7 separate regions of the Mus musculus genome follow, and regions 2, 3, 4, 5, 6 and 7 are each linked to region 1. A link is a loop called in an ENCODE intact Hi-C map of the cell type or tissue named here. Cell type or tissue: left cerebral cortex. All regions are shown on one strand. Region 1 holds the start of Exosc8 (exosome component 8). Region 2 overlaps 4931419H13Rik (RIKEN cDNA 4931419H13 gene). Region 3 holds the start of Rfxap (regulatory factor X-associated protein). Region 4 has its middle 8.0 kb from the start of Rfxap. Region 5 overlaps 4931419H13Rik (RIKEN cDNA 4931419H13 gene). Region 6 overlaps Smad9 (SMAD family member 9). Region 7 overlaps 4931419H13Rik (RIKEN cDNA 4931419H13 gene).

Region 1 (4,000 bases):
CCAAAGTCTCTCTGGCTTCTAAACTTACGCATACACACATACACACTTAAAAATAATAAAAATAAAAACACAGTATGGCGGCGTGCTCTACTGTCCAGATTGTGACTTCTGAATTCAGTTTTCCAAAGAGCAATCGATTCTCCTAAGAAAACTATTAATCCAGGTCTGGGGTGGGAAGGTGTATTATTAACACAGCATATCATAGAGAAAGCAAATTCCATCTGTACCCACGAGGGCTGCATGAAAGGGAACAGGTACAGGGGGTCACTTGAGGACAAGTAGGTGAGTCACTTGAAGGCATTTCTCAGACCTGTGAAAAAGAAACTTCAGCATCGAAAGAATAATCACTACACTGAATGAAGACAGAAAAATTTACGTCTGTAATAACGCAAAAGTAAAACTGGCCACCCTCTTAAGATGTCAGGGGAAACATCTCATCATTTTTAAAAAATGTGTGCTTTCATATGTGAAAGTGTTTCTGGTGATTGGGTACCTGAGGACTTTTCATTTAAAAAAAAACAAAACAAAACACTCCAAAGCCCATCAAAAAGACACACGTGAACTTAATTAAATCTCAAGATCCTACAAGAAATGTGGAGGGCAAGTTAAAGATGCTTAGGAAGGCGTCTGTGAAATCCATACTGGCGCCAGGTGTGGTGGTGTGCACCTTTAATCCCAGCACTTGGAAGGCAGAGGCAGGCAAATTTCTGAGTTCGAGGCCAGCTTGGTCTACAGAGTGAGTTCCAGGACAGCCAGGGCTACACAGAGAAACCCTATCTCGAAAAAAAACCAAAACCAAAACCAAAAAAAAAATCCACACTGGCAAACTCCATACTGGCAAACTCCGAGTATTTAAATTGACAGGGTATTTGGAAACACAGAAATAACAGGTTTTAAAGACGGTTGGAATTAACTTATTACAGTAAAGTTTTAGAAGGAAGTCCTTATAGAAATAAATGCAGATGATTTAGAGATGAAATGTTATTTGGAATTGTTTTAAATTTATTTTCAAAAGTGGGCGGAGGCCGAGCATGGTGGCGCACGCCTTTAATCCCAGCACTCGGGAGGCAGGCGGATTTCTGAGTTCGAGGCCAGCCTGGTCTACAAAGTGAGTTCCAGGATAGCCAGAGTTATACAGAGAAACCCTGTCTCAAAAAAAAAAAAAAAAAAAAAAAAAAAAAGTGGGCGGAGAGAAAGAATGCCAACAGGCAGATGGAAAGTAGGCTTCAAGATGCAACGCACTGCACACCAAGTGCAACATGCTTGCAGTAAAATAAAGGGTACCTCTACTCGTTCAAGCCAGTGGGATCTAGTACAGTCCACACAGCCTCATCGTGCACACACAGTCAGCTAAGTCTGTATAAAGGATTCAAAGTAAAGTGGCCACAACCCGGAACGTGGCCAACAAAGTTCAGATTTGTTCCAAGCCTTTAAAGAAGGCATTTTAGTGAGAGAGGGCGCCTGGCTTCACCGGACACACAGCGACAGTCATCTGGCTACACCACTCCAAGACTGTGCATGTGCACATGTACATTGGCTAGGTGGCAGAGGCCTTTCTGGCCACCTGTCTCAATACAGGCAAGCTTTTCAGAATCTGCTTTCTGAATGAGTTACAGGCTCCTTTTCAAACTATGTGGCAGAGTTTAGTTGGCAAATATGTCCTCTTCTACATAATCAGAAGGGGTCTGCCACGTTTCTACAGGAATGGCAAAGAAAACGCTAAGGTGCCTGATTCTCAAGCAAAAAAACCCAAAACAAAACAAAAAGACCCCTGGCCAAAATGAATAGAACGCCGTCTGGGCCTATCTTTTGCTGACCCATCGTCCCTAGCCTTATGGATCGGCCGCTCTTTCCAGCTGCAGTGCATATGGGAGCCCCAGGAAGAAGACTGGGGAGTGGCGTGGAGGGGTGACAGGCGGGGGTTCAGAAGCAGGAGCCCCGAAAAGCTGGGCGGAGGCTCTGGGCACTCAAATAGGGTTCCAAAGGGGAACAAAGGTTCAAAGGATTTCAGGGAATCTGAGGCCAAGGGAGCCAAGCACGCGAGGGAAGCGCGGAAGGGACACCCGGAGCACCGGACTCCACCACGGTCTCACCAGAATGAGCGCGGCAGCCGCCAGCGCCACGCCGAGCCCCAGCAGCTGCAGTAGCAGCGTAGCCATCCCGCAGCTCCACACTTGCGGAAGCGCGGTGCGGCGCCGCGCCCCGCCCCAGCCGGCCCCGCAGGAGAGGCCGGCCTAGCCCTCGCCCGCCGCCCGCAGCGCCCCCGCCTGGCCGTGCCCCGCCACGGCAGGAAAGCCGAGGCCTCCCCGCAGCGCCCCCGCGCGGCTCCGCCGAGGACTGCAGGCCGGTCACCGAGTGCGGCAAGTCAAAGCCCTGGACCTGTGCACTGGCTTCACCCCTCGCGCCGTGCAGAGCAGCCATCTAAGGATGCCCGGCGCCGTGGAGGGTTTTAGGGTCACCCCCTTTTCATCTCGTGCGCCTGCGTGTGTGTGGGAGTGTGTTCGTGCACAAGCGCGCGGGCCCGTGGGACCCCGCGAGATTGGCGACTAGCGGGACGCTCGGGGTGGCCGGAGCTGGCGTTAATGCCTCGGGCGCAGGAACACGGTAGCTGCACTTCCCTAACCCAGGATCCCTCCGAGTGCCCTGGGCTGGAGGCACGCCTGGCGACCGGAGGGCGCAGGCGCGGAGGGCTGCGCAGGCGCAGAGCGGGCCGGAAAAATGGCGGCTGGGTTCAAGTGAGTGGCGGCGCGCGCAAAGAGGGCCCGGGTGCGGGTGTGGCGCGCGGCGGCGGGTGGGGGCCCCCCCGAGGACTCGCGGGGCCGCGGGAGGGCTCTGCCCACTCGAGGCGCTGAGGGACACTGCATCCAGGACGGCCCGGACCTCTTAGCCGAGGGCCACGCCGCTCTCCACGCAGGGCCGCCCTCGGAAGGGACTGGGAAAGCGTTGGGCGCGCTCTGGTTAAACCCGGAGCCGCCCACGCGTGCAGCCTGCAAACTCGCGTCTGCGGTGCGTGCACCGTACCTACCTGCAGTCACTTGTGGCCGCGGGTCGGCGAGGAGGCCAAACGTATGTACAATACACTCTTCCGTGGTAAAGTTGTGGATGCTGGCGAGTGTGGTTTATAACGGCGCGAAGTCACGCTAAGGTCCCTGCTTCAGAGCACGAGTGATGTGACTGACACCCAGGTTGACCCTCTTCTGGGTGTGCCAAGGGCCTCTGTTCCTCCTGACTATGGCACAGTTAAGGTCACCGCTGGAAACCGGTTGCTGCTGTGTGGCTTTTATAAATACGGGCCACACAGTTTCAAACGCCTGAGCCTGTCGAGATCACGCCTCAGACACCACACTCTCAAGTTCTGGGTTTCTGCTTTAGGACGCACTGACTGAGACACGTTTTAAACATTGTTTCAGAACTGTGGAGCCGCTGGAGTATTACAGGAGATTTCTGGTGAGTGAAGGTGGTTTTGTACGTTAGAGCTGTGGGTAAAAACACCAAGCTTCGGTTCATTTAAATGAATGAGGCTTAATGCTGCGTACCCGAAATACATCTATGACCCGTTTCCTTATAAACATTTAGAAGGAAAACTGCCGTCCTGATGGAAGAGAACTTGGTGAATTCAGAGCCACAACTGTCAACATAGGTGAAGATAAACTTCCTTTTAGTTGGGTGGGACATCCTTGGTGTCACGTAGTTTTTCAGCCAGCTCTACTATGTCTAACGCAATCGGGTGATGTTAAGAGATTTTTATCATCACACCAACCTTGTAGTTGATCTAAACTTTAGTTCAAATTGGGAGACCGAAGAAAAAGATGAAAAAACGTTAAGTAGTAATATCATTTTCAAGTCACTGACCTGAACCGGTCAAAAGTTTCAGGGGGTGGGTGGGTGGGGGTGGGGGGAGTTTCAGAGGCAAACAAAAAGATTTAAACTACTTTGTAGGAAACTTTGTGGTTATTTTCTTTTTTTTTTTCTTTTTAAAATTTTTTATGAATACCAAGTT
Region 2 (4,000 bases), 340 kb before region 1:
GGACTTGCACTAAAGCATATTAAAGAAAGGTAGTATTCTAAAACATTATACATGCTGATTTAATATGATGATATAAATGCTGATATAAATGTGAGCTAATTTCCACTCTCTAAATGAAAACTGTATACAAAACTTTTTGGATACATAAACATAATAGGTGCTGATAAAAGAGATAAATTAGTCAATGATTACCTGGACTGGTTAGTATGAATTTAGTTATAGAGATTATATTGAATACAATGTTAATTTAAAAATATTTCTTATTTCAAAAAGTTTTTACTTGTATTATGTATTCATAAATATGCGGGCAGTACCCAAGGAGTCCAGAAGAGACCCTCAGATTTCCCTGGAACTGGAGTTATAGATGGATATAAACCACCATGTGGGTGCAGCAAACCAAACCTTGGCCCTCTGGGAGAGTAGCCAGTGCCCTTAACCACTGAGGCATCTCTCCAGCTTTAAGACTTCTTGCTTTTGAAAGGTATCCTTTAACAGGAAACAAACAAACAAACAGATGAACACAAACCCCTCTATTCTCTTCCACTGAGCATAACAAAATAAGTTAACAAAAAAGTTTTTTGGTTTTTTTTTTTTTTTTTTAATCACAAAATGTTCTAAGCATCACAGAAAGTCTATGTTTCCTACAGGCAAAGGTCAGGGGTCAGAGAGGTGAAGGGCAGAGAAAGGATCTTAGAATTTCTTTGCTGCTAATGTTTGGGGTTAGAGAGGGATGTTGATCCAGACAGAACTTATGTCCTGACTAGAGAGGACTCTCTGATATGAGCAGCAAGGAGACCTTGAGTTAATGTATATGTATATATGTGTGTGTGTGTGTGTGTGTGTGTGTATGATATTAGTTTCCTATCAATGCAAATTTGTTAAAAATATTTTCCCATTGTGTGGAGTGTTGTTTTGTTCAAATGACAGTGTCCTTTGCCTTACAGACGCTTTTTAATATCATGAGGTCCCATTTACTAATTGTTGATCTCAGTGCCCGTGCTAGTGGTGCTCTGTTTAGAAGAAAGACCTTTTCCTGTGCTGATGAGTACAAGCCCACTTGAACTCATCCCCCCACTTTCTCTTCCATTTGGTTCACTGTGTCTGGTTTTATGTTGAGGTCTTTGATCCATCTGGAGTTGAGTTCTGTGTGGGTGATAAGTATGGATCTATTTGGATGCTCCTGCATGCAGCTGTTTGACCAGCACCGTTTGATGAAGATGCTTTTTTTCCTTCACGGAGTGTTTCTGGCTTATTGATCAAAAATAAGGTAACCATAGGTTTGTGGAATTACATCTGGGTCTTCAATCTGAGTTCACCGATCAACATCAAGTCGGGTTTTATGCCATCCTATTTTTATTACTATAGCTTTACAGTACAACGTGAAATTGGAGAATTGTGATACCTCCAGGAGTGTTTATTGTTCAGGATGGTTTTAGTGATTCTAGGCTTTGTGGGTTTTTTTTTGTTTTGTTTTGTTTTTGTTTTTGTGTGTGTTGAGAATTGTCCTTTCAAGATCTGTGAAGAATTATTTTGGAATTTTATAGGGATTGCATTGAATTTACAGATTGCTAGGATGGCCATTTTTACCATGCTAATTCTTCTGATCCGTGAGCCTAGGAGATCTTTCCATCTTCCGAAGCCTTCTTCAAATTCTTCCTTCAAAGACTCTAAGTTTTTATCATACAAGTCTTTCACTTGCTTGGTTAGTTACTCTAAGATATTTTATATTATTTGGGGCTATTGTGAAAGGCATTGTTTCCCTGTTTTCTTTTTTAGTCCCTCTGTCATTTGTATATAGGACTACTGGTTTTTGTGAGTTAATTTTCTATGCAGCTACTTTGTTGAAAGTGTCTATCAGCTGTAGGAGTTTTTTGGTGAGACTTTTAGGACCAGTTGTATATACTATCATATCATCTGCAAACAAAGGTAGTTAGACTTCTGCCTTTACAATCTGTATCCCCTTGATCTTCTTCGGTTGTTTAGTTGCCTTAGCTAAGACTTCAAGTACTGTGCTGAATAGGCAAGAAGAGAGTAGACAATGTTATTCCTGATTTCAGTGGAATTGTTTTGAATTTGTCTCCATTTAAATTGTTATTGGCTCTGGGCTTGCAGTAAACTGCCATGATTATGTTAAAGTATGTAATTTGTATCCCTAATCTCTCAAGGGCTTTTATCATGTAAGAGTGTTGGATTTTGTCTGTACTGTTTCTGCATCTGATGAGATGATCATGTTTTTTTTTTTCTTTCAGTTTATTTATATAGTGGATTACACTGATGGATTTTCTTAGATTGAACCATCACAGCATCTCTTGATACAGCCTACTTGATTTTGGTGGATGACCTATTTGTTATGTCCTTGGATTCGGTTTACAAGTATTTTATTGAGTATTTTTGCACTGATGTTCATGGGGGAAAATTGGCCTGTAATTCTTTGTTGGGTCTTTATGTAGTTTGGGTATCAGGGTAAGTGTGGTTCTGCAAAATGAATTAAGTGATGTACCTTCTCTTCCGGTCTTGTGGAATAATTGAGGAATATTGACATCAATTCTTCTCTGAAAGTCTGGTAGAATTCTTTGCTAAAACTATCTAGCCCTGGGTATTTTTCAGTTGGGAGACTTTTAATGACTGCCTCTATTTTACTAAGGGTTATAGGTCTATTTAGATTACTTATCTGATCTTGATTTAACTGTGGTGAGTGATACCTATCAAGACCATTTTTTTTCCAGGTTTTCCAATTTGGTAGAAGTACAGGTTTTTGAAGTATTTCCTTATGATTATATTTCCTCTATGTCTGTCCTGTTTCCCTTTCAATTCTGAGTTTGTTAATTTGCATATCCTCTATCTTTGTGTGTCTTTTAGTTTATTTGGATAAGGTTTGTCGATCTTATTGCTTTTCTCAAAGATTCCACTCTTTGTTTTTTGGATTCTTTGTATCTTTTTTGTTGTTGTTGTTTCTATTTTATTGATCTTAGCCCTGAGTTTGATAATTTTTTGCCATCTACTTCTTTGGAGTGTGATTTCATTTTTTTTTTTCTTCAAGAGCTTTCAGGTGATCTGTGGAATGCTAATATGATAGATATCTCTCCAGTTTTTTTACATAAGCACTTAGTGTTATGATCTTGCCTCTGAGAATGGCTATCATGTGTCCCATAAATTTGGCTATGTTGTGTGCATTAATTTTCATTCAATTATAGCAAGTCTTTAATTTCTATCTTGGCTCATTTTTTATTCAGTAGTGAGTTGTTCAGTTTTCATGAGTTTGTAAGTTTTCTGTTGTTCCTGTTGATATCTATCCAGCTTTATCCATGGTGGTCTGATAGAATGCCGGGCAACTTCAATTTTCTTTTTTATGTTGAGACTTGCTTTTGTGTCTAGGTATGTGACCAGTTTTGAAGAAAGTTCCATGTGGTGCTGAGAAGAATGTATATTCTTTTGTATTTGAGTGAAATGTTCTGTAGATATTTGTCAGGCCCATTTGTTTTATAACATTGGTTAGCTCCAGCATTTCTCTGTTTTGTTTTTGGCTAGATGATCTATTGGTGAGAGTTGGGTATTGAAGTCTCCCATTATTTGCATGTGAGTGTCAATATGTGATTTAAGCTGTAGATGTGTTTCTTAAAAGTGGGTGCCCTTGTGTTTGGGGCATAGATGTTAAGAACAGAAATGTCCTCTTGATGGATTTTTCTTTAATGAGTGCCTTTCTTCTCTCTTCTGATTAGTTTTGGTCTGATATCTTTTTTTTTTCTTTCAGATTTTAAAATGGCAATACCAGCTTGCTTCTAGATCCATTTGCTTGGAACATTTTCCCCATCCTTTTACTCTGGTGCAATGTCTGTCTTTGGTGTTAAGGTTTGTTTCTTGGATACATCAGAAAGATGGATCCTATTTTCTTATCCATTCTTTTAGTCTGTGTCTTTTTATTTATTTGAGATCATAGATATTGAAAGGTATGAATTACCAATGATTATTGATTTCTGTTATTTTGTTACTGGTGGTGGTG
Region 3 (4,000 bases), 72 kb before region 1:
TTCTCCAGCACCATGGACACTGCCATGCTTCCCACCGTGTCGAAGATGGGAGAGAATGTTTGCAAGCTACATTTGATGAGTAGTTAACATCAGAATGTCTGCTGGTGAGATGGCTCAGTGGGTAAGAGCACCCGACGGCTCTTCCAAAGGTACCACATAGTGGCTCACAACCATCCGTAAGGAGATCTGACTCCCTCTTCTGGAGTGTCTGAGGACAGCTACAGTGTACTTGCATATAATAAATAAATAAACAAACAAATAAAGAATTCAAACAAAGGCTGGGCGTGGTGGCGCACGCCTTTAATCCCAGCACTGGGAAGGCAGAGGCAGGTGGATTTCTGAGTGGATTTCTGAGTTCGAGGCCAGCCTGGTCTACAGAGTGAGTTCCAGCACAGCCAGGGCTATACAGAGAAACCCTGTCTGTCTCAAAAAAACAAAAACAAACAAAAAAGAAAGAAAAGAATTCAAACAAACGTAATAAAAATAAGTAATAACAATAATAATAACCTAATAATCCTATTGAAATGGGCGATGTAGTTGGTTCACAAAGGAAAGCATGCAAAGACCAACAGGTGTATGTAATATACATCCCTAATCCTGAAGAACAGTGTTATCTATCTCATCCCAGATGAAACGGTTATTATCAGAGATAAGATATCTATCGAGCACTGGCGGGGGTTGGGGGAATACGGGAAAAGGGACCTCTCCTACACTGCTAGTGTGAACGCCAACCCGAGCACCCACTATGGAAGACAGAGAGCAGCTTGTGGGGAAAATAAAAACAGAACTGTCACATGAGTCAACAATCTCATTACTGGGAATGTCAGAAAAGGCAGGAGCGTCCGCACTGGGTAGAAACCCTAAGGCGAACCAGAGCTTGTGAGCAAGCTTTCCTCCATGTCCCCATGGGACTTGACTGGGATGCATTAGCCAAATAAACCGTTTCCTCCTCGAGTTGTTTCAAACTCCTCTTCAGGCCTCTCGGGAACCTAATCTATCCAGAGACGTTCCAGGAGAGACGCGTTTTGAACCCGTCAGGGAGGATGGGTCCAGGCAGAAAGTGTCTCCTGGCCGTCCTCCAGTCTCCATTCTCCAGTCTTTCCAACTGGTGAGCGCCAGGCGAGCGGAGGACAGCTGCGCATGCGCAATCGGGACTTCTGTCAGCCGCTCCGCCCCGCCTGGAAGGAGACAGGGTTTCTCTGTGTAGCCCTGGCTGTCCTGGAACTCACTTTGTAGACCAGGCTGGCCTCGAACTCAGAAATTTGCCTGCCTCTGCCTCCCGAGTGCTGGGATTAAAGGCATGCGCCACCACGACCGGCTGTCAGCCGGGTTCTTGGTCAGCCTGCACCTAGGAATCGCTTGCGGATGGCCGCCGCGCAGGCGCAGTCGGTTCTGTCTCGCACCTGCTCAACCCCGCCCCTCTCGCCGTTCCCAAGCAGAGGCTCGCGGACCGCTACGGCGCACGCGCAGTGCAGTGCTGGCGGTTCGGCTCCGGGACGTGCGGCGGGCTGCCGCTTGTCGAGTACGGTTGTGTTTCTCAAGAGCTGACGGGCCGCGGTGGCGGACCCGGGCTCGGGCGGCAGCACGGAGGCGCAGGCTGTGCCCGAGGGCTCGGGGCCGAGCACCGCCAGTCCCCGGACGGCCCCTCCGGTGACGGTGCTGGTGATGCGGCAGGACGAGGCCGAGGCGGACGGCGCTCTGAGGCCGGGCCTGGCGGGGAGTGAGGCGGCGGCAGACGCCGAGGACGAGGCGGGGGACGACGACGCCGACCTGCTGGACACATCGGACCCGGCGGGCGGCGGCGAGAGTGCGGCCAGCCCGGAGGAGCTGGAGGACGAGGACGCGGAGGGTGGCGGCGCAGCGCGCAGGCGAGGCTCCAAGACCTGCACGTACGAGGGCTGCCGCGAGACCACCAGCCAGGTGGCCAAGCAGCGCAAGCCCTGGATGTGCAAGAAGCACCGCAACAAGATGTACAAGGACAAGTACAAGAAGAAGAAGAGCGACCAGGCACTGGGCTCTGGCGGCCCGTCCGCGGCCAGCACAGGCAACGTCAAACTGGAGGTATGCTTGCTCCTCGGGGCCCCGGGGCCAGGGCAGATGGGTGCCAACCTACTTGGTACACACTCAGGGTCTCCCCAAGGGCTCATCCTCTGCTCCAGCTGACATGGGCACTTTGGAGGTGATCTACACCTCTCCTTAGTAAACCCTTCCCAGTGTCTACCCCGAGGCATCCGGCACATTGACACACCCTGTTGGTTTTCTGTAACTTTGGTGACTTTGTTTTTTTTTCTTAGACTCCCTGGCCCCTGAGAAAAGTTGGATTGACAGTGGGGTAGTAACTTACAGCACACATGGGCGTTGCTCGGTTGCTTGATTCAAGTCAAGCTTGGAAGAGAGACGCCAGTGCCCTGCAATTGGGCTTCTGCTGCTAGCTGTCTGTATTTAGGTCCATTATTCATCTCCCTTAAGTCTCGGCTCCCTCGTCTTTTGCCCTTAAGATAATGCCCAATTAGTGTTTCTTCGGATTTATTTTGGTTAGGTGAAAATTATAAGTGGTGTGCATTTCAGCTCAGACCCAGCAAAGTCCACCTAAGTATTAGAGCTGTTTAAAAAACAAAACAAAACCCGTAAAAAGTAGAAAGACTCCTTACCACAGAAGTTCCTTTTGAAGGGGAACTTCTAACATTTGTGGAAGTTTGGCCTAGATGACTCAAAATTATTGCTACTATAAACGTCTGATTTTTGTGGTATTAGCATTATCCTACCTACACAGTGCAAGGCCTGGAGTTGTGAAGACATAAGGTTCTCTACAGTCAAGTCAGCTATAGCATTCCATGTACTGTGTATGTAAAGGAAGCGGTCCTATAAATAGGGTAACTGGGGAGAGTTAGAAGAAGAAAAAAATCTTCGCTTTTGTGATACTAGAATCCTCTTTTAGAGTTTTTAATATTTTGAGACCTAAAACATGTATGTATGGAAACCTTCTTATAACAAAAGTTTGCTAAGCATCTCACGATAAAGGTGCGACGCGGATGTTTTAATAGACAACTCGGAAGCCAGTAGATAAAAGGCCAAAGCTTTCCCAGAGGCAGAGTGTTTCACTTAACTTCAGCAGCATTCTTTTATGTGAGGAGAAGTTCAGTGTTTAGATTCATTCATATATGGGATTAAGCATTACTAATTTGAAATGGGATTCAGTGTCTCGGGGACAGGTTGCTGTTGCAGAATTTGCCTGTTGGCTCTGTAGTGGTGGCCTCTTAGCTGTGATTTCTAGCCCCTTCCACCCAGTTTACTCTGAAAGCTGTTTGCTTCTGTAACCAGTATTTTACTGCCTCTCTCTTCTTGTGGGTGTGAATCAGGTATGAATCCAGTATCTCATTAGCAGTAGATTGCCTCTGAGTTAATTTATTTTGTCCAAAAGCAGGCAGACTGTTTGGACTAAAGATTGCTCCGTGTGAGATTTCGGTGTCACTTGTCATTCTCTTGCAACAGTGAAAACAGGCCACAGGTATTTAAACTTCCCCTCTGCCCAAATAGCTTCAGTTTGAGACCTTGCAAGAGACTGCAGATCCTAGATTGGGAAGCCTGCAGGGAGGAGGGTGCCTGCAGGGAGGAGGGCATTTACTTAGAAATGACTGCCAGTACCTGTGACTTATCTACAGGCCTTCCTAAAGTTCCACAGAACCTGAACCTAAAAAAGGAGAAAGATCAAAGAGAGAGATGTTCATTATCACTGAAATACCTGCTGTTGTGGATTACAACACCGTATTAAATGTTTATCTTTGATCCCAGGAAAGCACAGACAACATACTCTCCATTGTCAAACAGAGAACAGGATCCTTTGGTGATCGCCCTGCAAGACCTACTCTTCTAGAGCAAGTGTTAAATCAGAAAAGACTGGTAAGTGCTTGTTGAGTGGTTGTAGATCTGTTAGTGAAAACCGCTTGTTTTCAGTGGAACTGTTTTTCCAGAACTGCATTGTGTCACTGGACACAATGAA
Region 4 (4,000 bases), 80 kb before region 1:
TTCCAGAAAGGGCTTAGGTCCAGGAAAGCATTAAATAGTTCATTATCAAGAGAGTCCATGGGGGAAACAGTGGATTGTCTCACATTCCATCTTGCATCCTTATAATATATTCTTCTTCCTTGTTATAGAGATTGCAGATGCTAGGCAACTAAGTGATATCTCCATTCTTTTATTCATTCATTTCTAAAACTCATAGCTGATTGTTGTGTTTCCTTATTCAGAAACACACACATACATACATACTATACACACATACATACATACATGTAACATATGCACACACACACACACACATAAAAACATACGTACAGCCCTTTCCATCTGCATGTAAATTCCCCAAAATAATGCATCTGCAATTTAATTATATTTATGAATAGATGCTTAGGCCATAAACTAGGGCCTGCTCTCCAAGTAGCTCATAATTTTATTATTGCATTTATGCTATTCTATGTCCTGCCATGTGGCTGATTACCTGGTCCTCAGTTTCATGAGACAGTTTTCCTCTACACCCAGGCAAATCTCCCAGTGCCTTACTCAATCCCATCATCAAATCTCTCTCTCTCTCTCTGCTGGATGTCCCACCTTCTAATACTGCCTCAGTTCATTGGCCAGTCAGCATTTTATTGACAGGTGAATGTTTTTACACAGTGCACAAGAGATTATCTCTACACACATATATGCATGCATATACACATACATATGTACACACACTCACACATCCCAAACTCCATTTTTCTGTGTAGAGTTTTTAATCTCTCTGAGAAGAGTCCTGAGGGAAACACCACCTATGAGAGGCTCCATCTTGTGTAAGACCCAAATTCATTTGAAGGGAGAAAGCCTTAGCTGAGTGGTCCCCCAGCTTCTCAGAGTCAGCTGCCTAGGAGAACATCTCCTTGGGATCAACACACAGACACTAAAACCACTGCGAGCCAGGCCATAGCAAGCTGGCAGCTCAGCTTGCCAGTGCTGTCCAAAAGGTACTGATTTGTAGGCATCAAAGATGCAAAATTGATGGAGTAATGTGATCCAAAGTCCTGCTGCAGTTTCAGAGAACAGCTAAGGCCATGAATGTGCATCAGAACTGAAGTTTCTGCAAGGGGAGAATTGGAGGTGATACATCTATGGAGCGGCTACCAAGGGAAGGTTCAGGCCTGGAGTAGAACTGGCATAGAGAGAAGCTACATGCACTCCAGGCAGCAGAGCTGGGAAGCAAAGCTACCCACAGCCTTGGAGGCCCACTACTTCATCAAAAGCTCCAGATGCTGGACACAAAGCGGCAGGACTTGGTGTTTCCCTGGCTACATTTAACTTGGGGTCCAAACAGTCCTTGCTGTACCCCAATCCTCCCATTTGGGGGATAGAAGAGTTTATTCTTTATTTCATGGTGGAAGGATGTAAATTGGTTTATATTTTAGAGGTGGGGATAGCTAAGACGTAGCCATGAATCTCAGACTAATCCCATGGATTTTTAGCCTGTTGGAATTGTTAAAGACTATGAGGACTTCAGAAGTTGGGTTGTATTTCGTATTGTCAGAATGTGGCACTCTGGGGAGAAGAGACAGAATATCGTGATTTAAATTCATGTATCTGGATGTCAAGTTGACAAGGGGTGAAGCTGCGATGGTTAATCTCAAGTGTCAACTTGATGAGATCTAGACGGCCTCTAGGTATGTCTACAAGGGATTTTCTTGATTATGTTCATTGAGAGGGAAGGTTTAACTCTCAGAAGTTAACCTGTAAGGCCCTCCTGCTCAAGGACCAGGTAATTCCCCAGGATGCTGGGAGTTATAGTTCTTGGAAAACAGCAGCCAAGCCACATGGGAATATATGGTGGCCATGTGGCTTTATCATTAAATATCCGCTACAACACATGTCTTGTCACCGCTCAGCTGGGAATTCCAGGGAGTGGCCCTGACCAATGCCCGGCCTGGTCAGTGTTTAATTAAAGGCTTTCTTCAGTTTGACTCAAATGGTGGAACTCGTTTTTCCTTTGGTGAATTGAAGGATTGACAAAGGCCCACTCAGTGTGAGTAGTAGCACTCCCTGGGCCAGAATTCTTTGCTATATGAGAAGGAAGAAGTAGTCTGAGCACAGATATTTGTTTCTTCTTTTAAAAATCATTTTAAATTTAATTATTATTATTATTTTAATGTTACAGGGACTAGAGAAATGGTTCACTATTTGTTGTTCCGGAGGACCCAAGTGTGATTCCTCCTTCGTCCACATGGTGGCTCACAACCATCTATAAGTCCAGTCTCAGGGGGTCTCAGGGGATCTGGTGCCCTCTCCTGACCTCTACAGACACCAGGCAAACATTCAGACAAACACACGTAAAATTAAAAAATAGATCTTTAAAATTAAATAAACAAAAGGGAATTTCATTCACACTATGAACCTATATGATTTTAAGTTTAACCAATGAAAAAAGAATCAAATTATTAAAATACAAAGATGATAAAATATATCTTTCAAGAATAGTTGATAAAGTCCTCCTTCATACTGTATAGTTATTTTAACTTGTGCTTTTATTAATACATATATTTTCAAATGCCTAAAAATGTTTTTTAAAAAACATATCAATGAGTACATATGCGCCTAGATTTAGCACTTGTAAATCATCACTGCTTGATATGTGTGTGTGTGCGTGTGTGTGTCAGCTACATCAACTCAGTCAAATGCAGTCATCATAACAAGTCACTCTCAAGTTGTTAGTCGTCAGTCTTATAAACTTAAGGACAATCTCTTCTGTAACCAAATGGGATTAATACACCTTTGAAAATTCATGATGGTTATCTACTCCCATCTGTCTTTTAGAATCCACATTGGGAATTTTACTGATTGCTTCCACATCCTGGGGTTTAGTATTTCCCTCTCTTGTGTCCCTGTAAACAGGAAGTGAGTTCTAAAGAATTAATCACACTCGCGCTGCACATTTTTGGCAAGCGTCATCGCGCATAATGCCCCCACTTTGTACCACTTCCCATTTTTCAATCAGATCCTGTGTTCTCTCCTCCTGCTAAGGCTGGAGAGAGACGGTGAGGGCCCCATCTCTTCATTGAAAAGCCTTGTTTAGTCTGCCTTTTAAGGGAAGGGCATCAGTCTTATTATAGAAAAAAAAGAAATCTCATGGCTTTATCAATAAACGTAATGTTTTTAAAGTAGCTTTGCCAGCCTGTTTAGTCTGCTGTAAGAGGGTACTGCCCTATAGATGATTTATAACCAAGCAATAACTTTGTGTTCTTCACAGTTCTGGAGACTGAGAAGTCTCAGCTCAAGCCCCCAGTAGCTTGCTTAGTGGAAGCCTCTTCCCTAACACACAAAAGGCTGCCTTCTTGCTAGATCCACAAAAGACAGAGGGATCAAGGACTGCGTCTGCAACCTGTATGGCTATGGATCTCTGGGTGGTGTGTGGTGGTATGTGTGCGTACATGTGAGGGTGTGTGTGTGTGTGTGTGTGTGTGTGTGTGTGTGTGTGTGTTGGCCAGAGGTCTCTCACTGAACCTGGAATTCATGGAGGCTAGAGGGAACTCAATGACTCCATCTGTCCCTGCACCCAGAGCAGTGGGGTAACGGACACAGGTCAAACCCAGCTTTTAACAGGAGTGCTAAAGATAGGAGCTCAGACCTTCAGGTGCATATTGTAAGCCCTTCATCAAATGAGCTATCTCCCCAGGCCCTGAAATAACTATTTTCAGGACTTTATAGTAGTCCCAAGAACTCCCATATTACTCCATCACCTCCCACAGGCCCACCTCTTAATACTGTCACTTTGAAGAGGAGCACTTTAAGAATGTTAGGAACTGTACAGGAAAATGCCTGGTCACGGAGGACCTACAGATTTTTCAGCTCTGCAGCATAATCTAGCTAGCATCTAGCATAAGGATAGCTTGAGCAAAACTAATGCAGAAATATACTGCCCCCATTTGGATGGTATGGCGAACATTTGACACTCACAGGCTGCATGCTTTTAAGCAAACTCGAGACATGCTTGCCAGCATTT
Region 5 (4,000 bases), 340 kb before region 1:
GCCCACAAAAGGCATGATTAGCCTGTGGCTGTCACTGGGGGCTCACCGCCTGGCTTTGCAGTCTCATCTCCACCTTTATTGGTCTCCGGTTAACCTGTACTAGGCCAGATAGATACAGCATCAGGCTGCCTAGCAACAGCTCTACTCCTGTGCTAAGATTTTCCTCTCACATTTTGTTGTTATCGTTTTCGCTTCTATATTTGGATCTGTAATCCATGTTTAGGTCTTAATAATGATGCGAGGCAAGAATCAACACATTTCCATGTGGATATTCAAGAATCATTTGCTGAGAGGACCATCTTTTTACCATTGAATGTGATGGGTTCTGTATGGAAGATCTACTGAATGTAAGTCTAACAGCGCATTCAGGGCTCTCTGTTCCCCAGTCACTGAAGTTTATTCTACACAGTGATCGTAACTCCTAGAATATAAGAATAAACCCTTTATCATTTCATTTATTAAGCTACTTTGGCATTAATTTTTTGCATCAACTACCTTCCTGTTACTGTGACAAACTACCATGGTCAAAATCAACTTATGGAAGAAATAATTTATTTTCTCTTAACAGTTCTAGGCAGGCATTCCGTAATGACTGGTAGGGCAGATATGGCTGGATCAGGGAGCTGGCTGGTCACATCTCATCATGCAAGAAGCAAAGAGATCAAACTGGAACTGGGGTGAGGCTATGGACATTCAAAGCCTGCCGCCAGTGACCTATTTCCTCCAGCTAAGTTCTACCTCCTAAAGGTTCTGGAACCTCCACAAATAACACCACCCTGGGCACCACGTATTAAGCCACCCGAGCCTATGGAAGACATTACTCATTCAAACCACATGGCTTGCTTAATGGTTTCTAGTTCCTTAACATAGAAAGAAACCCTACCAACACAGGCGTCTGAAGCTGGAAGTGTACCCGTTAGTGGTGCTTTGGCCATCTATACATTTTGGTAGCCTATATTTTTGTCTTAATTTAGGTAAAGTACTAACTTCTTGTGTGACTTCCTTGACCCATGGATTGTTTAGAAAGGGCATTAATTCTTACATTCTCAAATGCTTGGGAGATTTCCTAAGTTACTTTCTTGTTTGTTTCTAAGTTTAATGTCCCTACGTTTAGCGAACATACACACACACACACCTCTGCTCGGAGGGTTGAACCTTGGTACAATTACAGTATCCCAGTGAGTGAGGAGGTAGGAACCTCTCAACGCTGACATCTGAGGCCTGTCTCCCCATCTCCTCTGGGGACAGGCTGTCATGAGACTGTCATGACTTCTGTTGCCAACACTTGTGTCTCATGGTTATACTTTTAGGCGTGTGCCATAAGAAGAATCTAGGGACTAAGAACTATTGGCTCTCTCTTTCTCTTCCTGTCTATATAAGCAATAATTGCCTGGACCAAAAAGAATTTCTTGTGTCCTTATTAGCCACAGCATGTGGGCCTTGGCTTCTCTTGCTGTGTGTTCCCCAAGAGATGTGCCTATAGCTGTCTCTCTGGGCCCTTCTGACATGTATGGAGTCTTATTTATTTCAGGCCTTTCCAGGCAACCAGAGACATAGGGATTTCTGAATTCTGGGTGTGGTGGCTTCATTTCCTGGATCTCTCTGAGAACTTTCTTGTGAATTCACTAAGATGCTTCTTGTCCTGGCCAGGATGGCAAACTCAGGTGAGCTGTGGCACAGCCCTTTCCTATCTGCAGCTGGAAAGCCACTGCAGTTCCCAGCCATGTCTAAGGGAGCGCCTTTGCTGGGGCCTTGGGTTAAGCCAACTCAGCCAGCTTCCAGCGGTGTGTTTTTAAAGCTTTCCCCATCCTGCTACAGAGGGATGGAGCCTGAGGAGAGGTCAGATAGCCCAGAGACAGTCTTAGAAATACCACAGACTCCCTCCCTGTTCAGCAGCCTTTATCATATAAGCTATTCTCAATGTCCACCTACAGTTATTGTTAAGAATACACCATGGTAGGCTAGATGTAACGCAGTTGTAAACCAATTACCTACAAGTGCGAGGCTCAACATTCAGTCTCTGGTGCTACAGAAATAAATGAACAGACTCCCACAGAAGGCTCAAGTCACTGAAGTGTTTCACAAGGCAAAGGAAAACATGGTTAATTCGTCTGAGAAAATGAAGTTAGTCCCTTCATCGCAAGTATCATCAGAACTTTGAGGGGCTTATACACAATCCAAGAGTTTGGAAAAAGACAGTCTAATACAGTTTTCCATGGACAGACCCATCTAGCCCGTGAACACCCCTGGGAAATGGCACACAGTTAACACCCATGCGGCAGTAGCTCTCTGTTGCCCTCTTGTGGTAAGTTGCTTCACTTCGGTCCTGTTCAGGGCTTAAAACCCTCCTTAGTCTTCCTGTTATCAGGTCCCCAGATCTGATTGCTTCTTCTATGCACAAATGGTTTTCATAGCTTCATAATGGCACGCAAGGATTCCAGGAAAGAAAAACGGCAGGAACTGCTTGTGTAGAAATTCCTTCTTGGCTGGATAGTTTTCTAGAAGTCTTACTTAGTTAGAACCAAAGAGTAGAAATTCTTTCTTGGCTGGATAGTTTCCTAGAAGTCTTACTAGTTAGAACCAAAGAAGCAATTCTGATGTCTGTACTTGATCTTCCATAAATAAATAAATAAATAAATAAATAAATAAATAAATAAATAAATGGTCCTGTTCCACAGCCTGCAAGATCAGGATGAACCGTGTTCAAAAGATGCTTGGGGCTGAGTGGCTTTGCGCATTGCTCACTCCGATACCACCTGTTCACAGCCCAGCTGTGCTCGACCATGGGAAGAAATAACAAGCAGGGATAAGTGAGAAATATCAAAGAGTATATTCTTGGAGCAAGAAAAGTATCACTTGACCGCCACTTAAGCCCTAACACAGATACCAAACTTCCGTTGCAATGTACCGGCAGTTTTAAACCAATGGCAGCTGAATCAGTTGGAAAAGACGAGGGCAGCTCTAAAAGGGTGGAGCATAGAGATAAGCAAGGAGGTAAAGGGGTGGGTGTTGGAAATGGTGTGGGCTGGAGAAGGAGAGGATGGAAGAGGCCAAATAGACAGCTGGTATTTGCTAATTAATACCGTGGTTGTGGAATAAGGAAAATAATCCCTACTAATTATTTTCAGATATAAAACCGTAGGAATATAATTGTTTTAAACACTGACTTGTACAGGACCGCATGCTCATTAACAACTTTCTAAAGTGTCAAGCGCTGGGCTTGGTTGGAAGCTGCTCACATTAATGTTTTTGTAGATGTTGTGATATAACTAAGGAATGCGTGACGTTAGCGTTTGCAAAGATGCAGGATGATGTCGACTTCGGAAGCTTCCAATGGCTTTAAATTCTTTTCCGTATAATATAACAAATCTGAAAATACCCTTGAGACTTGGGGGTTTCCTGGATGCTGCAGAAAGTATGAGGATTATAAATCCAAGCATGTGTGCACGTGTGTGTGTGTGTGTGTGTGTGTGTGTGCGCGCGCGCGTGCATGCACTCGCGCACATGTGTGTATGTGTGTGTTCGCAAAGTCAGAGACTCTCATCATTACTTTACTCTTCTCCCTTCAGTAAGAACCAGCATGGAGGGAGTAGTGGCAATAGAATCCCACAATCACCATTTTAATGAGGATCTGACTTTTCAAGTATCATAACTTTTCTGAGGCTTCCATTTTAACTCTGAAGCCTTAATACCAAATGTAACCAAATGCAATTGAGATAGTTCCGTGTAGGGGGGTGGAATAGTTTATTGTTTTCCTGTGTGTGCTACATCACTGAAATGAGTCTCTGACCACAGACCTTGCTCCTGGACTACTTCATGTTAAATATACAAAGAAACCAGAATCATGATTTTAAAACAGCAAAGTTTACCTATGATTTTTCTTAATGTTTTATTCAGTAGCTAAAGCTTATTTGATACGTGATCAAAGTAATGGAATTCTGGACGTTTTAGGATACAGTGGAGATGGCAGTAAAATTGATAGTATAATCTGGTCCTCAGT
Region 6 (4,000 bases), 60 kb before region 1:
CTGCCGACGCCCTCACGTGCTGTTTCCCTCTCACAGAAGACTTGGCTCCCATCAGAGAGAAACCACGCTTCTTCGACCACACCGCACTGGCCCCAGGTTAAGTAGGTAGCACAAAACAAACGGTGATATAAACGTGACTCGGATGCGTTACACGTGTATTTACATCTGCATCCGGAACCCTGCATTAGCTGCGGTTGCCACGATGGAAGCCCCTGCCCGAGTCTGTTCTGTGGCAACGTGGCTGACGACGTGACTTAAGACACTGAAGAGATAGGGTTGTGTGGGGAGCCCATCTGAGTGAGCACCTTATCCAACCACTGCAGCGGTCCATGAAGATGGATCTCGATCCAGCAGGGGGTGCTCGTGACATCCTGGCGATGATACTCTGCTCCCCAGCCCTGCAGGGGAAGAACAGAGCCCAGACTGAAGTGCGGCTTTTTGCCAGGTGCCACCAGGCAGAGCACGGGAATGCAGGGTTCCAGGCTCCCTGTGAGAAGTCGGTGCCTCTAGGGAACAGATGCCTCCTCCTCTGAGTGGCCCAGGTCAGGCAGGGTGGGCTCTGTTAGCTCATTTACACCTGGACACCTATTTAGTGGTGCCTGGGGCTCTACAGACCACATGGAGAAGCTGGCAAGCCATCTCCGCATTACAGGGAAAGAGACTCAACCTCATGTCCTACTCTTCATGCGGAAGCCTGTGTCTGTCATTAAAGACCGGAGATTGCAAAGTGGCAAGAATCAGTAGTTGACTTTGAGAGTGCAATGTCAGAGCTTAGAGCTTATTTCTTTTCTGTCTCAGGCTCCCTCAGAAATTTCCCACTTTTCCCCATTGATTAGAGAGACAGCTACTAAAATGACAGATATATGATAGATAGATAGATAGATAGATAGATAGATAGATAGATGATAGATAGATAAGATAGATATTGATTGATTGATTGATTAATAGATAGATAGAGATACATGGATGGTAGTAGGTGGAGTTTGCTTTTCTCTCAGACTCTACTGCTTTCTGCACGGAGGACCCCGGTCATCCAGGCCTCTGGGGCACACCCTGCGTCACTAATGCCTCCCCTGCCTGTACCCTCTCTCCTTTCCTTTACCCGTTCACCTCACTTGTTGCTTACTGCCTGTCTTGCTACCAGTTCACTGGTTTCATAAGGCCAAGGTCTGGGAATTACCAACAGTCCCTCATCCCAGCACCCACAGCCGCTCCTGGCAGCTGCTCAGTAAATAGTTGTTGAGTGGCTAAAAGAGGGAGAGCTGTAGCCAGTAAACTCAGAGCTGACAAAGACCTTAAAGATGGTCTGGCCTTTCACTTACAATGGTCACCACCAGTGTCTAGTCACTTGAAAGAAAATAATCATTGACAGTTTTTATTTTGTTTCTGTCCTTGCAGGATTGGCATTGAATCTCGGTGCTAAAGTGCTTGCCTAGCCCGTGCGAGGACCTGAGTTTCTTCCCTACTGTCACAGGGAGGAGGGGGTAGGACGCGGGGTCGGGGAAGCCCCATAACAGCAGTAGCAGCCTGTGTCCTTTAATTACATTTTGTAGCTCTGTACATTTATTGTGTATCTGGGAAACACTGAGTTATGTTGGGAAATGATCACATGACCACGCATGCTTGTATTGCAGTAATTACCTGTGAGATACCAACAGCTCATCCTTATTAAAATAAAAACAAAAAAAGACCTGGGGAAAACAACTTTCCCACTTAAAGGACAGTTCACTAACTGCAAGGTAGTGCCCCCTACTGGCCACAAGGCAACAGTGCACCTGGAAATTTTCCAGGGATTTTCTTTCTGCTTTGTATGTCAAAAGATAAAGTAGTTTTGTCCTCACCAGAAAGGTGTCTTTAAAAAGGCATCTTTAAATTGTAAACTATACATATTTATTCTTGTTTTTAAAAATAATGATTAAAATTATCAATATCATAAAATATAATTTGGGTACAGAAAAATAGAACATTCATTGATCAAGGTAACTAACTTTGAATGGCTAGGAATGTAGCTCAGGAGACCACACTTAACTAACTCACTTCATGAAGCCCTGGGTTTCATCCCCAGCTTTTAAAAAGGGAAATGGGACTGGAGAGACGGCTCAGCAGTTAACAGCCCTGGCTGTCCTTGCAGAGGACCCGTGGTCCCAGCACCCACATGACAGCTCACAACCATCTGTAACTACAGTTCCAGGGGAACCGATGCCCTCTTCTGGTAGTTTTAGGCACTGCATGCATGTGGTGCACATACATGCGAACAAAACACCCATACACATGAAATAAAAATAAATGTAGAGGAAAATGTAAGAGCTGTGAAGAAAGCCATCCCTCTCCCGAGTAGGGTTTGTGAAAACTGTTATATACAGCACAGAGTCTGATGAACAAGTCCAGATTTTTAAGTATCAGGGTGAGTCCCTTGAATCATTCACAACTACCTCAAGGTTTCCACCCCACTTTGTGCCAAGACTGATTAGTGCTGTCTTAGAGTAGAGACAGTTCTCTTCTTCTGTAATTTATCTATACATTTATTCCCTACATTTGCCTGGCAGCTTCCCCAGCTGAGAGGAAGAGCTTATTCTTTCACTGGGGGACAGCAGTGCCTGGTGGCTGAGAGAGGGATGGGACATCTCTGCAGCATTCAATCCTGTCCATTATTATCATCCCGATGCCTGCATCCTCACACCAAAAACAACCACTCTGCCACTTAATAAAACTTCATATAGTTTTCAGTTTATATCTCTACCTTCCTATAAACTTAATAACATTTTCCCCAAAGGTTTGATGTTGTTTGCTGTAGTGGTACACACCTTTAATTCCAGAATGCAGGTGGATCTCTGTGAGTTTCTAGTTTGCCTGATACACACACACACACACACACACACACACACACACACACACATATGAGAGGTACTAGAGAGCCAGTCAGTATTCTAATATAGAGTGGGAAGAAGGTTCATAAATCCCTCCCCCTAACTGACGACAGTTGATGGGTTTTAGGGAGAGCCAGTTTTATAAAAGGGTGTTTCCCCTGGTAGGCTGACCTCATCTACTCTAGTTCCCTTGGGTGACCCTACATGCAGGAATATATGGGCAGTGGAAGTTGGACTAAATAATTTTTAAAAGAAGACAAGATTCAATACATTTTTTTAGAAAGAAAAAAACGAATCTGTTATCCACGTGAACTGGCTGAGCAAATGCCAAGCCGAGCCAAGAGCGTGCTGTCCTTTCTTCCCATTTTCCATGTTAGAACCCCAAAGCCAACACCCTCACCTTCACAAAGCTCATCCGAATCGTGCACATCTTCGTCAGCTCATACACCACTTCAAAGCCGTGGTGCACGGACTGGGCGAGCAGCTGGGCGAAGAGCTGGTTGTTGAAGACCTTGAGGCTGCAGCCGCTGGGGATCTTGCAGACGGTGGCCGGGTGGAAGCCGTGCTGGTAGTTGCAGTTCCGGCTCTGGACAAAGATGCTGCTGTCGCTCACGCACTCCGCATACACCTCGCCCCCAACGTAGTACAAATGCACACCTGTAGGCACAAAACCATGTTCTTCCTTCTCTGCTTCCTTTTCAATGGCTCCAAGTACCTTATGCAACGGGACCTGCTACTGTCAGGTTAACTCCTACATAACCCCTGGCCATAGAAGAGAAGGTGCGTGTGCCCTGAATACCCTACTTGTTTTCTTTGACTTTTCCTACCAACCCATTAAAAATCCAACCTTGACAGCTGGAGAAATTGCCCAGCTCCCAGCACCCAAACGGAAGCTAACAACCATCTGTAATTCCAGTTTCGTAGTATCTGTCGCCCTCTTCTGGCCTCCATGGGTACTACATACACACGGTACTCGAGCAGACATAAAAACAGGCAAAACACCCATAAACATAAAATAAGGGGTAAAAAACCATGATCCAGATAAATGGCCATTCTCAAGAACAAGTCCATAGCCTCTCACTTATGACTGCTTCCCTCACTTTTGATCTCACTCATTTCAAAATTAGCTTCCA
Region 7 (4,000 bases), 330 kb before region 1:
GTAAATAAATCCGCAGCCTGTTTTCCCAGAGGGCTGGAACAGCAAAATGCCGCTAGAGTCCCCTCTCTAGCTCACTAGCTTCCAGCGTGAGTCACCTTCATTGTTCCCCAAAGAAATTACAGAGCAGGTGGTTTATGTCGCACACTTAACATAAATTACAGGAAAAGAATAATTTAGGGGAAAACCTGTCCCCAGATCCATGCATTTATATCTACAATAACAGAACTGCCTTAGTGGGCTGTGATTGGGCTCAACCGGAAGTATTTCAATCCTGCTCTAGAATGGTGACTACCTATGCTGAGTGATCACATGCAGAGAAACATACTACATACTGCATACATAGCTATGAGATAAGTTAAATAAAATACACAGCTCTTCAGGGCGCTCTGCATCCCATGCTCGGCAGTCCCACACGGCCAGTCATTACTGTACTGGACAGTGCAGTCTCAGCTGACTTTATCCCTCCAGATGCCCCAGTGGTTCATCTCATCCTACCTCTCTCTGTTTCTCTCTCTCTGTCTCTCTCTCTCTGTGTCTCTGTCTCTCTGTCTCTGTCTGTCTATGTCTCTCTCTGTGTCTCTGTGTCTGTCTTTCTCCCTTTCTCTCTCTCTCTCCCCCCTCTGTGTGTGTGTGTGTGTGTGTGTGTGTGTGTGTGTGAGTGGTCTGTCTGTGTGGGTGTGTGCAGGTACCCACACAGGCCAGAAGAAGGTGTTAGATCCCCTGGAGCTGGAGTTATAGGTGGTTGTGAGCCTCCTGCACAGGGTGCTGGGAAGTGAAATCAGGTCCACTGTAAGAGCATCACAGGCATTTAACCACTAGATCATCTCTTCACTCCCCATAATTTAATTCTTAAATAACTTTTCCTTTTTCTTTGTCTTCTCTCCACCACTCCCCCCCCTCCCCCACTTTTATGGTTTTTCAAGACAGGGCCTCTCTGTGTGGCTCTGGCTACTCTTATTAAGCAATTAGCATTTTTATTGGAGGAGGTTTAGAAATTATAATAAGCCTAACAAACCTCAGTATTATTAAATAATACCAGGGTGAATATTTAACTATTTAATATTTCATGGTCACTTTTATTTCTTCTCATATAAATGCAACACACATCTCGTAATTTATCCCCTAAAGTATTAGGAATAGTTCTAGGCCATTTTTCTGTATATAATTTTATATGGATGAATTATAAAAATTCATGATTACCAAACATTTCTACTGTATTACACTCTATTTTCCTGGATAATTTGTGTGTGTGCACATCTGCATGTATGTAAGTGTTTGTGTGCTCACCCTTGTGGGTGCCTGTGGAGGAGAGCAGAGATTTGTGTCACGTGCCTTTTTCAATGGCTTCACCACAGTAGTTTTCTGAGATGGGTTTCTCTGACTTAAATTTGTTAGCTCAGGCTTTGAAACCTCCCATGTAGCTAGGATTAGTAGGAACTAAATTTGATGGACGCCTGAACCCACGTTGTTTTCTTACCTATATATAGGGCATGATTTAAAGAAATGGATTCAGAGTGTCCTAGATTTCTGCCCTAAGAAATTTTTGATGCGTGACATTTGTATTTAAACAGCAACAGAAAGTGTATAATAACATGGGGTGGTATACCTGCTTAGAGAAATTGATGTAAATAGCTGGGCTGCTTCTCTTTCAGCAATGGGTAATTGGAGTGAGGTCAGCAGGCAGGGCAGGGACAAAAAGGTCTGACCACCAGGTGGCGGTAGCACACAGTACAAGGAGGGTGGGACCCTGATCAGTTTGCCTGCTGAGGCAGGAAGTCTTTCTAGCCCAGAGACCTGCTGGAGATAATGGACTGGGGACCCCAGCACAAAGGGAAAGAGTCATCAGATAAGGGGGTCTGTAGCTAGGTGACACAGCTTTGGAAGTATCTGGTCCAGAGAATTACCAATGACAACAGTGTTTAGGGGGCTTAATATCCTTGCAGACAGGCTTTGGATAATTTAGAAGTGTGTTTCTGAGCGGGCCATGATGGTGCTTGCCTGAAATCATAGCACTAGGGATGCAGAGAGAGGAGGAGCCAAGTTCAAGGGCAACCTGAGCTACACAGTAAGTTCCAGGTCAGCCTCAACTACATAAGACCTTGAAAAAGAAAAAAAATAGAAAGAACCGAAATAAATGATTAGATTGGTAAATAAATAAGAAGTATAAGGATATGCCAAGAATAATTTACATCTTGTTACTAATTCCTTTAATGAACAAACATTAATTGAGTGCCTACTATATCCATAGAATTATGCCAGAAAGAAGAACTTCAGGGTGGAGAAAGAGTCTGCCCTTGATTTAAAGAAATGTATCCAAAAGAGGACCCTTTGAACATCAGGGTGGATCCTGAAATCTACACAGGAAGCTATTGACTAGTTTATGTTTGTGTGTTTGTTTGTTCTATTCTAAAATGTCATCTACCTGCTAATACTTATTTTATCGTAACAGCGCTAGGCAAACATATTTGAAACATATTAGTCTACTTTTACCTCTGTGATGGACAGTGTCGACTGTCACGTTGTCAGCATCTAGAATCGCCTGGGAGGTGGGGCTCTGGGTATGCTTGTGGGACAGTGTCTTGGTTGTATTGATTGAGGTGGGAAGACTTCCCTGCTGTGTACAGCGCCCGCCCCTGGCTGGCTCCTGAGCTGCGTAGATGGAAAGAGGGAGCTCAGTGCCCATCCCTCCCTGGCTCCTCACCGTGGGTGTCAGCTGGAAGCTAATTAAAGATCTTATCTACAGAGAGGAGATTGGTATCTAGACTATGTGAAGGACTGCGAAAATTATACACACCAAAAACGCATGTCAGCCAAAAAATGGGAAAATGAATCGAACAGACAGTTCTCAGAAGAAGAAACAGGAACAGTCACTGAATATTCAAGACAGTGACTTATCCCCTTATCAATGTGACACACAGACACATCACTAGAGAACCACAGCCTTTCCTTTCTTGTTTGTACCCAGGATCTCACATCTATCGTAACAGAAAACACCGTACACGCGTTTAAATTTCCAGTGATTTAAAAGTTCAGTGACTCTTTTAGAATACAAACAAGCCTCTTAGCTTTGGGTGTCTCTAAACCAAGCCGAGCAACTCAGAGGCAAGAACCAGTGCACGGCCACAACCAGAAATCAAAGCAAAAGCAAAATCCAACAATGTAAATAACCCAGTGATCAGGGGCTTGCTTATGGTCTTCTGGCTCCAAAGGGCTTGGACATTTCCACTTCCCCACCTCTGCCACTCACAGCATGCAGCTTGTCTAGTAGGCTTAGGCTGCCTCCGCTCTGCCCCTGCCCCCGTCCTGGATGGTCACCCCATGGTTCTAGAGTTTAACATGCTGGGGCCTCCACTGCAGCTGAGGCTACCCCTTCACCAATGGCCTCTTTTGGCCTCTTCAGAGATTCCAACCCTGCCACATGACGGCAAGTGTCAGCTTCTCTCTGTGACCCATTCAGTCTTGCGGCCCTCATGATGCTAATGTCAGCACCACATGGGGCATATCATTTGCCAAGCTCTGCTGCCCGTGTGCTGCATGCACAGCCTTGTCCCCACACTCGACTGGACCACAGCTTCTGCAAGCTGACCCTGAGGAAGATTTCAATTAAATGACGCTGGTCTCTTGTTAATCATGGCTGAATTTTCAGCTGCAGCCGCCTAGCATCTATTATCCCGGTAAAGCAAAGTCTTCACTTCTAGATTCGTAATTCAAATATGTAAAGACAGGGACAGAAAATGGAACAGAGACAGGAGAAGTCATCCAGAGACCGCCCCTCCTAGGGATTCATCCTCAGACACCAAACCCAGACACTATTTCTGATGCCAAGAAACGCTTGCCGACAGGAGCCTGGTATGGCTGTTCCCTGAGAGATTCTACCAGCACCTGACTAATACAGATGCAGATACTCACAGCCAACCATCAGGCTGAGCCAGCAGACCCCAATGGAAGAGTTAGGGGAAGGACTGAAGGAGCTGAAGGGAATCGCAACCCCATAGGAAGA

The links. A loop is a pair of places that touch in the nucleus more often than their neighbours do. Peaks named below come from ENCODE experiments on the same cell type or tissue, not always from the same donor. Only the 100,000 strongest peaks of a DNase experiment are listed, where the experiment ranks them.
Region 2: a loop joins it to region 1, with 2.6 times the contacts of the local background. A loop is called at or near these places in 10 of 42 quality-filtered maps.
Region 3: it touches region 1 in a loop (4-fold over the local background); 16 of 42 quality-filtered maps call a loop at or near these places.
Region 4: it touches region 1 in a loop (7-fold over the local background); 12 of 42 quality-filtered maps call a loop at or near these places.
Region 5: it touches region 1 in a loop (2.1-fold over the local background); 3 of 42 quality-filtered maps call a loop at or near these places.
Region 6: a loop joins it to region 1, with 4 times the contacts of the local background. A loop is called at or near these places in 15 of 42 quality-filtered maps.
Region 7: a loop joins it to region 1, with 2.7 times the contacts of the local background. A loop is called at or near these places in 8 of 42 quality-filtered maps.

The regions. Positions count from the first base shown.
Region 1 is chr3:54,733,743-54,737,742 of GRCm38, reverse strand. Exosc8 (exosome component 8) reads left to right here and starts at 2,379. Exons shown (of 11, transcript NM_027148.3): 1 at 2,379-2,735; 2 at 3,411-3,447; 3 at 3,577-3,640. The coding sequence starts at 2,719. Alg5 (asparagine-linked glycosylation 5 (dolichyl-phosphate beta-glucosyltransferase)) reads right to left here and starts at 2,204. Exons shown (of 10, transcript NM_025442.3): 1 at 2,094-2,204. The coding sequence starts at 2,159. In left cerebral cortex, a CTCF peak has its summit at 2,323; DNase peaks (open chromatin) are centred at 2,309, 2,655, 2,962, 3,276 and 1 more place; H3K4me3 peaks cover 2,492 bases; H3K27ac peaks cover 1,792 bases.
Region 2 is chr3:55,070,393-55,074,392 of GRCm38, reverse strand. All of the region lies in intron 6 of 4931419H13Rik (RIKEN cDNA 4931419H13 gene), which reads right to left. Among named protein-coding and RNA genes, the nearest start is that of 4931419H13Rik, 17 kb to the right of the region's middle. In left cerebral cortex, no CTCF peak of the experiment used is centred here; no DNase peak of the experiment used is centred here.
Region 3 is chr3:54,805,260-54,809,259 of GRCm38, reverse strand. It overlaps Rfxap (regulatory factor X-associated protein), which reads left to right and starts at 1,469. Exons shown (of 3, transcript NM_133231.2): 1 at 1,469-2,061; 2 at 3,793-3,900. The coding sequence starts at 1,585. In left cerebral cortex, CTCF peaks have their summits at 16 and 249; DNase peaks (open chromatin) are centred at 1,179, 1,374 and 1,837; H3K4me3 peaks cover 2,858 bases; H3K27ac peaks cover 1,565 bases.
Region 4 is chr3:54,813,741-54,817,740 of GRCm38, reverse strand. No RefSeq gene overlaps it. Among named protein-coding and RNA genes, the nearest start is that of Rfxap, 8.0 kb to the right of the region's middle. In left cerebral cortex, CTCF peaks have their summits at 2,228 and 3,925; DNase peaks (open chromatin) are centred at 2,240 and 3,922.
Region 5 is chr3:55,078,588-55,082,587 of GRCm38, reverse strand. The region is part of intron 6 of 4931419H13Rik (RIKEN cDNA 4931419H13 gene); the gene reads right to left. Among named protein-coding and RNA genes, the nearest start is that of 4931419H13Rik, 25 kb to the right of the region's middle. In left cerebral cortex, a CTCF peak has its summit at 2,295 (motif pointing left); a DNase peak (open chromatin) is centred at 2,295.
Region 6 is chr3:54,793,756-54,797,755 of GRCm38, reverse strand. Smad9 (SMAD family member 9) reads right to left here. Exons shown (of 6, transcript NM_019483.5): 5 at 3,268-3,524; 6 at 1-398. The coding sequence ends at 255. Among named protein-coding and RNA genes, the nearest start is that of Rfxap, 12 kb to the left of the region's middle. In left cerebral cortex, CTCF peaks have their summits at 357 (motif pointing right), 1,753 (motif pointing left) and 3,800 (motif pointing left); DNase peaks (open chromatin) are centred at 352 and 1,762.
Region 7 is chr3:55,062,327-55,066,326 of GRCm38, reverse strand. It overlaps 4931419H13Rik (RIKEN cDNA 4931419H13 gene), which reads right to left. Exons shown (of 8, transcript NR_040593.1): 6 at 2,491-2,649. Among named protein-coding and RNA genes, the nearest start is that of 4931419H13Rik, 9.1 kb to the right of the region's middle. In left cerebral cortex, a CTCF peak has its summit at 1,715 (motif pointing right); DNase peaks (open chromatin) are centred at 1,711 and 2,710.